Linked DNA regions of Homo sapiens: all the other regions are linked to region 1. Evidence: chromatin contacts called from ENCODE Hi-C or POLR2A ChIA-PET data. All regions are on one chromosome and are shown on one strand. The core of a region is the stretch at or near the end of the contact, and the rest is flanking DNA. Distances in the headings are between cores, read along the strand shown.

Region 1 (4,602 bases), core at 1,560-4,059:
AAGTTTCCCAGGTAATTCTGAAGTACGTTCCTGTCTGAGAACCACGGCTTTGTTGTCTGCAATACAAACTAATGGCAAGCCCAGAGTTGTCAGCAGATGCTTAACCTTTACAAAAACCAGCTCCCTTTATATCATACTTCTCAATATTAATTAGACTAGACTGTCACACATCACATCTGTTAAAGACAGTATCTTTGAAATAAACTCACGTACAAACTAATTTAGTGAAGGCCAGATTCCTACCCCCTCCCCGAAAAGCACCACAAGCACCCTGCCCATAAATGAACTGTGTGTGTCAAGTGGTACAAAAAATAATTTTGGCAAGACGACACAATGTGATGAATCTATGGAGTAAAATGTAAGACTTATCAGGAAGAAGAATACATGCTTTATACTGGTTTTGAGATGTGTTCTGTTTATTGATGAAAATATAATTCATAAACATTCAAGAATAGTGCATTCAACATGTAAACACAATTATCAAATATACGATAAAGCAAATTTTCCATATTGGCATATACTTGGAAAACAGTTTATCATTCCCAAAAATGAACATAAAAATATTAGAAGCAACCACTATTTAACATCAAACCAAACAAAATTAAAGCACCTAAAGTTTGGTAACTCAAGGTGAATACACAACTTTATTCTTTTAGGAAAAAATAAAATACAGTATTAATAAAGGCAAGGCAATAATCATGATTTTAAATAAATTTTAAACATCACTACATATGTGATGGTGGATTTAGAAAAGAATTTCATGAAATGTTTTGACGAAAAGTAGAGGTTAAGGGGGCATATTCTGAAGTCAATATACTTTTCTTTTCCTGATTTCTCTACTTTGTGTGACTTTGGGCATAGCTTAGCCTTAGTTTTCCCATTTATAAAAGGAAAATAATAATTGCACCTACTTTTAAGGGTAGCTGGGAGGGTTAAAACAACAACCCATATAAAGCACTTGGAACAGTGCCTGGCACATAGTAAGTGCCCAACAAACGTCAGTTATTATAAATCTCACTCCCATCCTTCACACTCAACCAACCATAAGTAGCTGTCAATCTTTTTATTTTTTTACAAGTAACAGAACTACCTAACCTCTGAATAATGCTCTCCAGCACCAAAACTCACAACTATAAAGTTACTTCCATTATGAAATACCAATCTTGGTAACACTGTACAGAAACTCCCTACTACACGAATGAAACACTATCCCTACTTGTGCAACAGGACCTGAAAGAAGAAAGGTAACAATTTGAAGATGTAACATCAAAGATCTTCAACGTGGTAGGCAGCCCTAAATATGATCCCCACTAATCCCCAAGTCCTGATATTCTCACCTGTGTAATCCTTCCCCCTTGAATATGGGTTGGGTTTACTGACGAAGTTCCAGGAATAAAATGCAGAAGTGGTATATCACTTACAGTATTAGGTTACAAAATGACAGAGCTGTCAGACAGAGAGGTGTCCTTCATCTTTTTCTTGACAGAAGTCAGTTAACTTATGGAGACCCACATAGCAAAGAACTAGATTGCGTTTCTCCCCAAATTGAGCCTTGAGAAGACCGCAGCCCCATCGCACACCATGACAGCAACCTTTTTCTGAGTACGAGCATCTAGCTTAAACGGCACCCAGACTCCTGATTTACAAAAACGGGAGACGATAAACGTTTGCTGTTTAAGCTGCTCAATTTGGGGATCACTAGTCATGCAGCAAAAACTGCTTCTTCAGTCCATAGGTTCACCACCTGAAATTACAGCACTATTCTGACAAAATTACTGGCCATGATATGGCATTATTGAATCCAAAAACAAAACATGGATCTTGTTTCTTGCATCAAATACAAAACAATTAGTGTGATTTAAGGGCCAATGAGTCATGCTTTTCTTTTTCATAGAAACAGCCGCACCTGGCTTCCACCTTTTTAAGAGTTCTCCTGCAAATATTCTGCATGGCTAGTTCCTTCTCAATATTCAGGTTTCAACTAAAACACCACCTCTTCAGAGGTCTTTCCTGAATAGTCATTCGGAAGGACCCACTACTTACCCCCACTCTCAATCATATTTCCCTCCTACTGTCTCCATAACTTATCACCAGTGAATATGCTGTTTATTCATTAACTTGTGTATTGTCTAACCGCACTGGAACACTAGCAATTATCTGTTCGCCACTACTGTTCTTTTGTTTGAAACATAATAAGGACACCGTGAATAATATCTGTGGACTAAAAAAGACTGAAAGTAAATACTCAGGACCAGGATAAAAGATCTGGGGAAGTGGAGAGGTCGATAAGCCCCACCAGGCGAAACCAACAATACGCCCCATCTCGAAAACCTGAGAACTAAAGAAACCACAACGACAGGAATGGAAACAGAAGTGGGCTCTGGAACACACAATAGTGCGCTGTGCACAGGGGGGTGGATGGAGGCCCAGAGCTGACCAGACCGAATGCCAAGAGCAGGGGCCAGACGCAGACCCTGCCCGTTCTGGGACCAGGGGAGAGGGACAGAAGGGGCAACCCTGCGAGTACTTTACCGGAGTCTCCCCCCGGTACCGAAGGGGGCAGGGTGAAGGTGAACACTGCGGCCACGGCGGCGAACACCGCCACGCCGCCGCGGATGCCCCCGGAGCGCCGCAGCCCCACTCGGACTGCCCGCCCCTGGGCCTGGCCCCTGCCGTCGCCATGGGGACTCATGGGCCAGTGGCGACCGAGGGAGAAGGACACGGCCAGCCCAAGAACCCGGTGCGACACGGAGCTCCCCAGCCGAGAGACGAGCGCAGCTTGTGCGGCGGCCACGGCGGCTTCCGGGTCGAGCCTCCGCGGGTTGGACCGCACCTTTCTCCGCCTGAGCGCGGGGAGGAGAAAATGCCAGGCCTCCCTTGAGCCAGGCCCTGCGAGTTTTCCCGCAGTGCACCACGCATTGGCGTTCACCTACTTATAATGTGATTTAAGGTTCCTAATCACCAGGAGAGCATTCCCTTTAAAAAGCAAGCCCGGCCACAGGCCTACCTTCTCCATGGCTATTCCCCCCTTTTATACTGACTTGGTTGGGTCTGACAGAGACCAAAGCAGCGTCGAAAACCGCGAGCGAGGAAGGGCTGCTCCTGCCCCCTACGGTGCGGGGTGGAACTGCACAAAAGGGCCACGATCAGCCAGGAGCCCCTACCTGTGCTAAAAAAAAAAAAAGGGTGGTGTATTTACCGTATGTGCAAAGTAAGCCAATAAATACATTAATCACAATTATGTATTTATTACGATTTACTACGTTACTATGACTAATTACAATAAGTCTGTGTGCTACTTATTAAATCACTGAGTAATTTTTAGAGAGATTAGAATATGCTAGTGCGTCTTTTTTTTTTTTTTTCATTCCATAGCATAATGAAAACTCTGTAGATGAGTCGGGAAATTTGAGTTCCTGTATTCATGCAGATAACTCAAACCATGATAAAGGTGTCTCCTAGTTTAATGAAGAGGAGTGTTTTGCTGGAGCTTTCAACACAGCAAAGTGGAAAATGAAATTGAATCACCATATTTTACAATGAGCTGTAACGCAAAAAAAAAGAATCGGAGCCGTTAATAAGGACAACTACATAACAGCGCAGTTAAGCTTTTTAAGCTTATGTTTTATTATTAAAGCAATTATCCTGGAGTGGGCGGGGAGGAGAGCAACCCGCATAAAATGTATCTCAAAGACACACTGAAAACCAGTGACAATCTCAAACGTGTTACGCGCAATTTGATAGAGACACAGTGACTAAACTATAGAGTAACATATACCTACCTTGACGGTCATGGGGCCAGCACACCTTAGTCTTTTCCAGGTACTTATACAATTTCCAGCCTTTTCCAGGTAATTTCTCAGCTGTACTGTGAGTTCCTGGAGGAGAGGGGCTGTGTGGTAGAGTGCTTCTAAAATGGATTCCCAGATAACCCTGCCTCCTCACTCACTTCCTGTATAAGCTGCTCGCCTTATGTGTGAGCTTAACCTAAGGATTGGCTTCTATCAATACAATAAGGCAAAAGTGATGGATGTCACTTTCAAGATTAGGTTATGAAAGACTAACTTTCATCTTGCTGGCACTCCCTCTTGTCCTCTCACTTGTTCTCTCTGATGAAGCCACCTACCATGGTGTAGGCTGCCCTGTGGAAAGGTCCACATGGGAAGAAACTGAGAGCCGCCTCTAGCCAACAGCTGGCAAGAAACTGAGACCTTCAGTCCAACAACCTTAGAGGAACTGAATCTAGGCAACACCATGTGAGGGAGCTAGGAAGTGGATCCTTCCCCCACATAAGCCTTGAGATAACTATAACTCCTGTCAAGACTTGGATTGCAGCCTGTGGATGACCCTGAAGCAGAGGACCTAACTAAGCCTCATCCAGACTGCTGTCCTATAGAAACCGCGAGATAATAAATGTTGTTTTAAGTTGATAAATGCAGGCTAATTTGTTAGTTATCAGCAATAGATAGTTAAGATAGGCTGTCTTCTATTTCTTTGCTGAAAGAACATGCCAATGAGTAACCTTGACTGGGTCAAGCATATACTTCTTTCCCTTTTTATGCATTTCACTTTTGCTCATGAGTTTTATTTAAAATTTTTTTA
Region 2 (4,626 bases), core at 1,608-4,107, 1.4 Mb after region 1:
AGAGACTCCACCTTAAAAAAATAATAATAATAATAATAAAAAGAACTTCAGGTAAATTGCTAAGATTTCTGACTCCAATCCCTGGCTCCCAGACAGCCCAGCTCTGGGAACAGCCGGGGCCTAGGGGAACTCACTGCCATGATAGGTGCTGGCTTAAGGTCTGATCCAGCACAGTCCCAGTGGTGGTGGCCACAGTGAGCCACCACCCTCAGTTCCAGCTGGCTCAGCAGAGAGAGACATTCCATTTATTTCGGAGCAAGTGAGTGAAAAGAACAAGAGTCTCTGCCTGTAATTCAGAGAATTCTTCCAGATCTTTGCCAAGACTATCAAGGTGGTACCTCTACAAGTCTGAAAAAACCACAGCATTATTAGGCTTGGGGCACAAGTCCCTTCAAACACCCTGAAAGCCTTCCCAAGAAGGACAGCCAAAAACAAGCCCAGATTGTGAAGACTACAATAAATACTTAATTTTTCAATGCCCACACACCAATGAACATCTACAAGCATTAACACCATCCAGGAAACATGATCTCATGAAATGAACTAAATAAGGAACCAGGGACCAATCCTGGAGAAACATAGATATAGGAACTTTCAGGCAGAGAATTCAAAGCAGCTGTTTTGAGGAATCTCAAAGAAAATCAACATAACACAGAGAAGGAATTCAGAATTCTATCAGATAAATTTAACAAAGAAGCTGAAATAATTTAAAAGAAGCAGAAATTCTAGGGTCAAAAAATATAATTGACATGCTGAAGAATGCATCAGAGTTTCTTAATAGCAGAATAGTTTTCTTTTCTTTTTTTTTTTTTGAGACAGGTTCCTACTTTTTTGTCCAGGCTAGGGTACAGTGGTGCGATCATAGCTCACTGTAACCTCAAACTCCTGGGCTCCAGTGATGTTCCCACTTCAGCCTCCCAAGTAGTGGGACTAGAGATGTGCGCCACCATGCCCAGCTAATATTGTATTATTATTATTATTATTATTTGGTAGAGATGGGGTCTTGCTATGTTGCCAGTGCTGGACTTGAACTCCTGGCCTCAACTGATTCTCCCATCTTGGCCTCCCAAAGTGCTGAAATTACAGGTATGAGCCACCATTCTCAGTCTCTTTTTTTTTTTTTTTTTTTTTGAGATGGAGTCTCACTCTGTCACCCAGGCCAGAGTGGAGTGGTGCGATCTCAGCTCACTGCAACCTCCACCTCCTGGATTCAAGCGATTCTCCTGCCTCAGCCTCCTGAGTAGCTGGGACTACAGGCGCGCACCACCACACCCGGCTAATTTTTGTATTTTTAGCAGAGACGGCATTTCACCATATTGGCCAGGGTGATCTTGATCTCTTGACCTCGTGATCCCCCCGCCTTGACCTCCCAAAGTGCTGGGATTACAAGCGCAAGCCACAGTGCCTGGCCAGAAGGGTGAACATTAGAGACTGACAACCCCACGTGCTGGAAAGCATGTGAAACAAGTGGAACTCTTATATGTGGCTGGTGGGAATTGTAAAATGGTACAACCACTTTGGAAAACTGCTTGGCAATTCCTTACAAAGTTAGACATGGGTGACGGCACCCGCCTATAGTCCCAGCTATTCAAGAGGCCAAGGCTGCAATGAGCTATGATTGTGCCACTGCTCTCTAGCCTGGGGGACGGAGAGACCCTGCTTCTAAAAAAAAAAAAAAATTTTAAGTTAAACATACCCAGAATGACCCAGAAATTCCACTCCTGTATTTCCTCAAGATAAATAAAATATGCCCACAAGGACTTGTACGAGAATGGTTATAGCAACTTTGCTCATCATCACCAAAAATTGAAAGCAATACAAATCCATCAACTGGTGAATGCATAAAGTATTCAATGGAATGCCTCTCAATAACAAACACTACTAACTTCTGGTTCACGCAGACCCAAAAGAGTACCTATCACCTTCATTTTTATAGTGCTAGAAATAAGAGGAGTGGTTGCTGATGTGGTGGGAGATGGACAGGAAAGAAACAGGCCACTCTTCTGAGTGATGGAAATGCTCTACGTCCTGATTGGGTGGTAGTTACACAGCTGTTTACATTTACCAAACTCATCAAATTGTCCACTGGGGGGGAAAAACTATTATTTTCACTGTATACGAAAACTTCGCCTCAACAAAAAATGAACTAAAAAAGAAAAAAAAGGGGAGGGGGGCTGGCGACGTTGAAAAGTAACGCTAAACTATGTAAGGATTTGATAATTGGGGTAAGCCTTTTCTTTAAAACGTCTAGTAAAGAAAACATTCCAAGAAGGTCTGCTAGATTCTGTGACTAAACAAGGACATTAAAAAGCCCTGAATCCAGCTTGGTCAACGTAGTGAGGCCCTGTCTCTACGGAATTTTTTTAAAGTTAGCCAGGCGTAGTGGTGCGCGCCTATAGTCCCAGCTACTCGGGAGGCTGAGGTGGGAGGATGGTTTGAACACAGCAGCTCAAGGCTGCAGTGAGCAGTGGTCGGTGCCCACTATACTCCAGCCTAAGGGACAGAGACCTTGTCTCAAAAAAAAGAAAAAAGAAAAAAAAAAAAAGCCTTGCGAGCTCTGGGGGAGATTTCCCGCAGCCCAGCTTTGCCAGGGACCCAGCCTCACCCCTCGGGCTCCACCGCCCACTCCCGCCCTTCACCTGACGTGAGCGCCCCGACTGCTCCACTCCTTCTCATCCCGCGTCGCGGTCCCGCCTATTTTCCCTCTCTCACCCATCTTTTGAACTGGCCCTTCACCTTTCAATCAATTCAAATATCGCACGGAGCAAACCAATCGCAAGCCTCGTTGAGTGGAAGGGGTGGGATCTTCCCCGGAAGTGTTGGTTAAAGCCCCTCCAATCAGCGGCTCGGTGCGGCAAGTTTGAATTTCGTGGAGGCTCGGGTTGTGAGGGTTCCTGCTTCGGAGTCGGCGGTGGTCGTCCAGACCGAGTGTTCTTTACTTTTTGTTTGGTTGAGGTTTCACGCTAGAAGGTGGCTCAGGTAGGTGGGTGCTGGAGAGCTGGACGGAGAACACTGGCCCGCTTCCGTTGAAGGTCTAGAAGGGTCTGAGGACCGGGGGCTGCGAGCGGGAGCAAGTCAGAGGCAGGCTCCTTTAGGACCGTGTTACCTGCCCTTCCCGAAGCTGATAATGCGAGCCTTTAGAAGAGTCCATATGTTTGCCCTGACCTCTGTAATAGTCAGCGTTTCACCACCGGGGCGTAATTGACCTTTGGGGTGAAACTGTTCTTCACTAGCTCCGACATTAAATTCCCGTAGCTCTTCCCAGGTCCCATGGCAACTAAAAACGCCCGGTTGAGAACCTCTAGTCAAGCAAGATTAACGCATTCTGGACTTTCAAGCTGGAGGAAACGCCACTCAGCCAAACAAAATTTAGGTGTGTGTGGAGCCAGGGCTGCCTTGCTTGGGATCCCAGCTTCACCACCTTTTAGATATGCTAATGTGAGCAGTTAATTGACCTCATCTGTATGAGAGCGATAATAGTTAACTACCTTTCAGGGTTATTCTGATAATTGTACCTTTAATGTTGTCCTCGCTCGCTCTTTCTCTTGCTGTGGATAGTGCTATCCTGTATTTAATACATAAGTCTTAATTTTTCTTCAATCTTTAGCGAATTAATATTGCAGGAGATAAATAGTAGAAGACAGTTCTTTATGAAAAGCACAGTCCATTGTCACTTTCCTTGGGTCTTAGAGGAGAATGTTATTAGCATGCAGGTCAGACAGATTCTCGTTTTTTATATTTTGTTGATTGCTTAGAATCATGTAACAATGTATTGCATTACTTGTGCCAATTTTTCTATTATCTGGAGTTTTCTAGTGGATTTAGTTAATTCTTGTTGAAGAATATACCATAGTGTGTCTATCACAGAGCCTCCCCCTTACCTTTTTTTGTTTTTGTTTTTTAACTGCCAAGACTTCTGAGAATCAGTATCCTTTCTCCAGTTTGGCTTGGTAGTTCTCTATACCAGCTACACAGGTGACCCCCTCAAACTTTCTAATTTTCTTTGTTCTCCCTAGTTGGATCTACTGACGTCGTCTTTATTGTCCTCTTTTGTTTTGCTTGAATACATTCTCAAAGATCTTTCCAAGAAAAAGGCATGTGCCAATTAAACTATATGATTTTGTGCGTGTGTGTGTGTGTGTGTGTGTGTGTATGGCTTTTCTTTTTTAAAATTTATAGAGACGGGGTCGTGTTATGTTGCCCAGGCTGGTCTCAAACTCCTGGGCTCAAGCAGTCCTGCCTCGACCTCCCAAAGTGGTAGGATTACAGGCCTAAGCCACCGTGCCGGCCTAAACTGTATGATTTCTTGTATGGATGAAAATAATGGAGCAAACTGATAGGGTTATTGTGAACTATATATTTGGTCTTGTTCTGTTTTCTGGCAAACAACTACTAAAATCCTTGGAGTCTTCAAAGTGGTACCTTTTTGTATGCTAATGATTGACTGATAGCTGGATGCCTCTAAATAGCTTCAGGATTGGGGCTGGTCACTAGACAGACCAAGGCAGGATTTCTCGAGAGTTGGCATTTTCAGCCCCACCTCACAACCTCTGGGGAGGGGAGAGGAGCTGAAGGTTGACTTGATCACCAGTGGTCAATGATTTAATCACTCATGCTTATGTAATG
Region 3 (4,104 bases), core at 75-2,574, 1.7 Mb before region 1:
CTTGGGAGAAATGAAGACAGAAGAAAAGCCTTCAGCAGTGGTACTTTCTGAGTCTGTTTCCTGATCTGTTAAACCCAGATCATTAACCCTACCATTGTTACTAAAATATCCCACATGGTTACATTATCAAGTATTCTTTAAAAGGTTTGTAGAATGAAATACTATTAATTCAAGGTAATATTAATATAATTGCAAAGTCAGTTTGCTACAAGATTTAATATTGAGCATTTACTTATCCAAGAAAAGTATGGCAGAACTTTAGCATTCATAACTGAATGGATTAAACCATTCCAGACATAAGTTGCCTATTATCAAATTTAGAACACCGGTACTTGAACTTAAGGCTGAGCATGAGAATCTTGTTAAGAAGTAGAAATTGAGGAACTGAGAAACTCATTATTCAATAACTCTAGTGCAAATAACCAATAAATCTTTTAGAAACTGTATTTTCTATATAGAGAAGTACATAAAAGGAGTAAACTGACTGCACATATGCAATACGTTTAACAAAGGAAAGCCAAACAAGTTAACAAGTCCCACTGCAAAATCCTCAACAGTCTATGAAAAGTCTGAAGCTGTTAAGTTCCTAAGTAACCATTTAAACGTTTACGGAATAAATGCCTACAAGCGCTGTTAGGTAATTTGTATAGGAAAAACGAGAAAGGAAAAACTGAAGGATTCATCAGATTGTTTTTCAGACCATTTTTATTAGTTCTGTTCCGACAGGATTTCCAGTGACTCTTAAACTGAGCGGTCAATGATCTGCACACTTAAAGACAGAGAAGGCCTGTGAATCAGCAGCACCCTAGGAACTGCAAACGCAGTCCACAAAAAGCACGATCTCCAGACCCCGGAATCCCAAATCTCACTGCCTCGGTGGTTCTCAAGAGAACACACTATTTCAAGCCCCACGAGTTTCCACTTTCGGTTTCCCTAAGTGGCTGAAGAAAGTGACTCAGCAATCCAAAGCGGCTCCAAACCTCACTGCGGCGACGCCAAGCCGGCTACACCTGCGCTGAAAAGCTTCAGGAGTCACGGTCACCTGAGACGCAGGCCTAGCATATAGGGGATAAAGACGACCGGTCTCCAAACAGCTGCAAATGGCCCACCCAGCCGAAGGCGGTCTCAGAGCACCCCGGGTCCGCGAACCCCATGTGGTCTGTCCGAGTTCCCTTCAACCCCAATCCTTAGGTTAAACTATTACACCGACAGACAGCGAACTCACCCCAGTGCCGATTGAGCTCATCGTGCTAAACCCAAAGGGACGCGTAGGGATTCCAGGCCCGGAGCGCTTCCCCTATACCACAGGATGCCGCAAACTAGTAACAGGCCCGCTCATTGGCTGAACTGCCAACCAATAACCTTTTTCTCTGTGGCTCGTTCCGCGGCTCCGGCCCCCAGGACGAGGAGTATTGTGGGAAAAAAGCGGGCCGCGAGAGGCTGGCGGCGCGCATGTGCAGAAGCAATGGAGGCGGGGTTGGGGAAAGCAAAGGCTCCTCCTTCGGTTCGCGTACTTTGAGCCGCTTGGCGTCGTGGTATCTGAGAAGCTGCTCTATTCCTTTCCTTGGAATTATTATTTATCTTTTATATTATTATTCTCTCCTCACTTTATTCTTTCTTTAAGCCAAAGGGAGAGATGCTGGTATACTCTCACAAAAAGTAGAAAAAGCAGTAGGCGCGAAGTAACCTGTCTTCCTCCGCGTCCCGACCCTGACCCAGAATCTTGATGGCATCCACTTCACCTCCTTGTGCTCAGGCTCTCGTGAAGTTTCACTTAAAGGGTATCGTCTTTGAATTCAGCTTAGAATTTTACGGAAGTATTAGTGCTCTTTCTATGAGTATAACGCTTTTTGGTAAGAGTTAAAGATAAGTCTGATTAAAGATATTTTTTGAGCGCTAGTATATTCCACGTGTTCAAGAAAAAGCCGTGAACAGAGCATACCCCCATTTCTAATGTAATTTCCATTCAGTGGGAATAAATAGGTAACAATAAATAAGCAAAATAGTAAGAAGAAAGAGTGCTTTAATAGACAATGGAGGTACTAACTTTAGGCAGTGTGCTCAGGGAATGACTTTCTGAGTGAGTGATATTTAAACTAAAATAGGGTAACAAAAGACAGTGGTTTAGGGAACAGTAAAAAACTTGGCTTGCGCTGGGAACTGTCACGTCAGAGTGACCTCTCATAATGATTAAGTGGGGAAGAATGACAGGAAGAGAACAAGTGCACAGGAGACCAAATCTTGAAGTGGTTTGAATTTTAATCCGATTGTAAATAGGGCATCAGCATTTTTTTTACTCCTAAATATTAATACGTCAGTGTGTATTTTCCCCCAACACAGGAACATTATTTCACAGAGACACAGTATTATTGTGAAAATCAGAAAATTACCAATACTATGATCTATCAACTTTATGCATTTTTTTTTTTTTTTTGGTAAATGGCCCAATAATGTCCTTCATAGCAAAAGAAAATCCAAGATCACACCTTGCATTCAGTTGTCATGTTTCCAATCTGCTTTAGTCTGGAAAATAGTTGCTTAGTATTTCTTCAGTTTTCATGGCATGAACACTTTTGAAGAATACAAACCATTTATTTTGTAGAATATTCCTTAATTTAGGTTTGATTTTTTTGTTATTTGATTCAAGTGATGCATTTATGGCAGGAATACTACAGAAATGACCTTGTATTCATTCATGTCAGAGCATTACATTAGAAGGGACATGATGTTAGTTGTTTTATTGCTGGTAATGTTAACTTTGATCACTTGCTGAAGATTTATCCCTGATAATGTTTCATTTTTCCCTTTGTAATTAGTATCTTGTGAGGAAATACTTTGAGAATATGTACACATCCTGTTTACGCCTCAACATTTCACTCATTAATTCTAATATCTGATGATTCTTATTTGAATTGATTATTACAATGGTTGCCAAATGGTGATTTTCTAATTCCATCATTCTTTTCACATTTATTATTGGTTTTCTACTGTGAGGTTATCAGGAGTTTTTAAAGCAAGAGAATTATATGATTTGATTTAAATCATTAAATGACCTCTTGTTTCTGTGTGAAGAATGATAGCTAAGGGAAAGAAGAGAGGCAGGGATACTAGTTGGAAAGTTATTGCACTTTTGTGAGCTAGCAGTAATGGAGAGTGATTTGGACTAAAGTGGTGGCAGTGGAGGTGGAAATATGTAGATGGATTTCAGATGTGTAGGGAGCTATGGTTTGAATGTCCCCTTCAAAACACGTGTTGAAATTTAATTGCCAATGTAATGGTATTGCGATGTGGGGCCTTTAAGAGGTGATTAGGTCATGAGGGCACTATGGATGAATGACATTTTCAGAATGGGTTAGTTATCTTGGAAGTGGGTTCCTAATAAAGGGGTGAGTTTCACTGGATTTCAGCTTTCTCTGTCTCACATATTCGCTTGCTCTTCTGATCCTCTGTCATGGGATAACACAGCACAATGCCCTTGCCAGATGTCAGTGCCATGCTCTTGGACTTCTAAAACCATGAGCCAAATAAACTTTTCTTGTTTATGAATTACCTAGTCTGTGGTATTCTGTTATAGCAGCAGAATATGGGCTAAGACATAGGGCTTGCAGAATTGGGTATAGAAAGTAAGGGGGAAAAAGGAATTTCAGTTACTTTTGCTTTTTCCTGCTAATGAAGCATTACAATTGATGTTTTTATTCTTGAACAAACCGATAGATAAAAGGACTTGAATGACTTGGAAGACTAGCCACTTAATTTACCTAACCCTCGTTAAAACATTCTAGTTGTAAGTGGTTTTTTTTTTTTTTTTTTGAGACTGAATCTTGCTCTGTCACCCAGGCTGGAGTGCAGTGGCATGATCTCTGCTCACTGCAACCTCTGACCCCCGGGGTTCAAGCGATTCTTCTGCCTCAACTGCCCGCGTAGCTGGGATTACAGGTGTGCACCACCATGCCAGGCTAGTTTTTGTATTTTTAGTAGAGACCGAGTTTCACCATGTTGGCCAGGCTGATCTCACACTCCTGACCTCAGGTGATTCACCCTCCTTGGCCTTCCAAAGTGCTGGGATTACAGGCGTGAGCCACTGCACCTGGCCTCTAGTTGCAG

The links. A loop is a pair of places that touch in the nucleus more often than their neighbours do. ChIA-PET counts read pairs that join two places held with the same protein, here RNA polymerase II (POLR2A). Pooled maps may share reads with other maps.
Region 2: a loop to region 1 is called in a map of CD8-positive, alpha-beta T cell, with 20 times the contacts of the local background. The contact joins the promoter of DLGAP5 here to the promoter of TMEM260 in region 1. A Hi-C loop is called at or near these places in 2 of 168 maps with a recorded cell type or tissue (CD4-positive, alpha-beta T cell and CD8-positive, alpha-beta T cell) and 7 of 50 pooled maps. POLR2A ChIA-PET finds 5 or more read pairs at or near these places in 2 of 52 experiments (H1 and HEK293).
Region 3: a map of naive thymus-derived CD4-positive, alpha-beta T cell shows a loop between it and region 1 (13-fold over the local background). The contact joins the promoter of PSMA3 here to the promoter of TMEM260 in region 1. A Hi-C loop is called at or near these places in 1 of 168 maps with a recorded cell type or tissue (naive thymus-derived CD4-positive, alpha-beta T cell) and 6 of 50 pooled maps. POLR2A ChIA-PET finds 5 or more read pairs at or near these places in 1 of 52 experiments (PC-9).

The regions. Positions count from the first base shown.
Region 1 is chr14:56,578,005-56,582,606 of GRCh38, reverse strand. TMEM260 (transmembrane protein 260) reads right to left here and starts at 2,809. Exons shown (of 16, transcript NM_017799.4): 1 at 2,533-2,809. The coding sequence starts at 2,692. RefSeq lists a silencer at 2,522-2,741.
Region 2 is chr14:55,189,816-55,194,441 of GRCh38, reverse strand. DLGAP5 (DLG associated protein 5) reads left to right here and starts at 2,857. Exons shown (of 19, transcript NM_014750.5): 1 at 2,857-2,979. LOC105370508 (a long non-coding RNA gene) reads right to left here and starts at 2,769. Exons shown (of 2, transcript XR_943888.3): 1 at 2,640-2,769. RefSeq lists enhancers at 2,561-3,113, 3,114-3,667.
Region 3 is chr14:58,242,063-58,246,166 of GRCh38, reverse strand. PSMA3 (proteasome 20S subunit alpha 3) reads right to left here and starts at 1,324. Exons shown (of 11, transcript NM_002788.4): 1 at 1,226-1,324. The coding sequence starts at 1,246. RefSeq lists enhancers at 851-1,300, 415-1,312, 1,481-1,680, 1,721-1,770.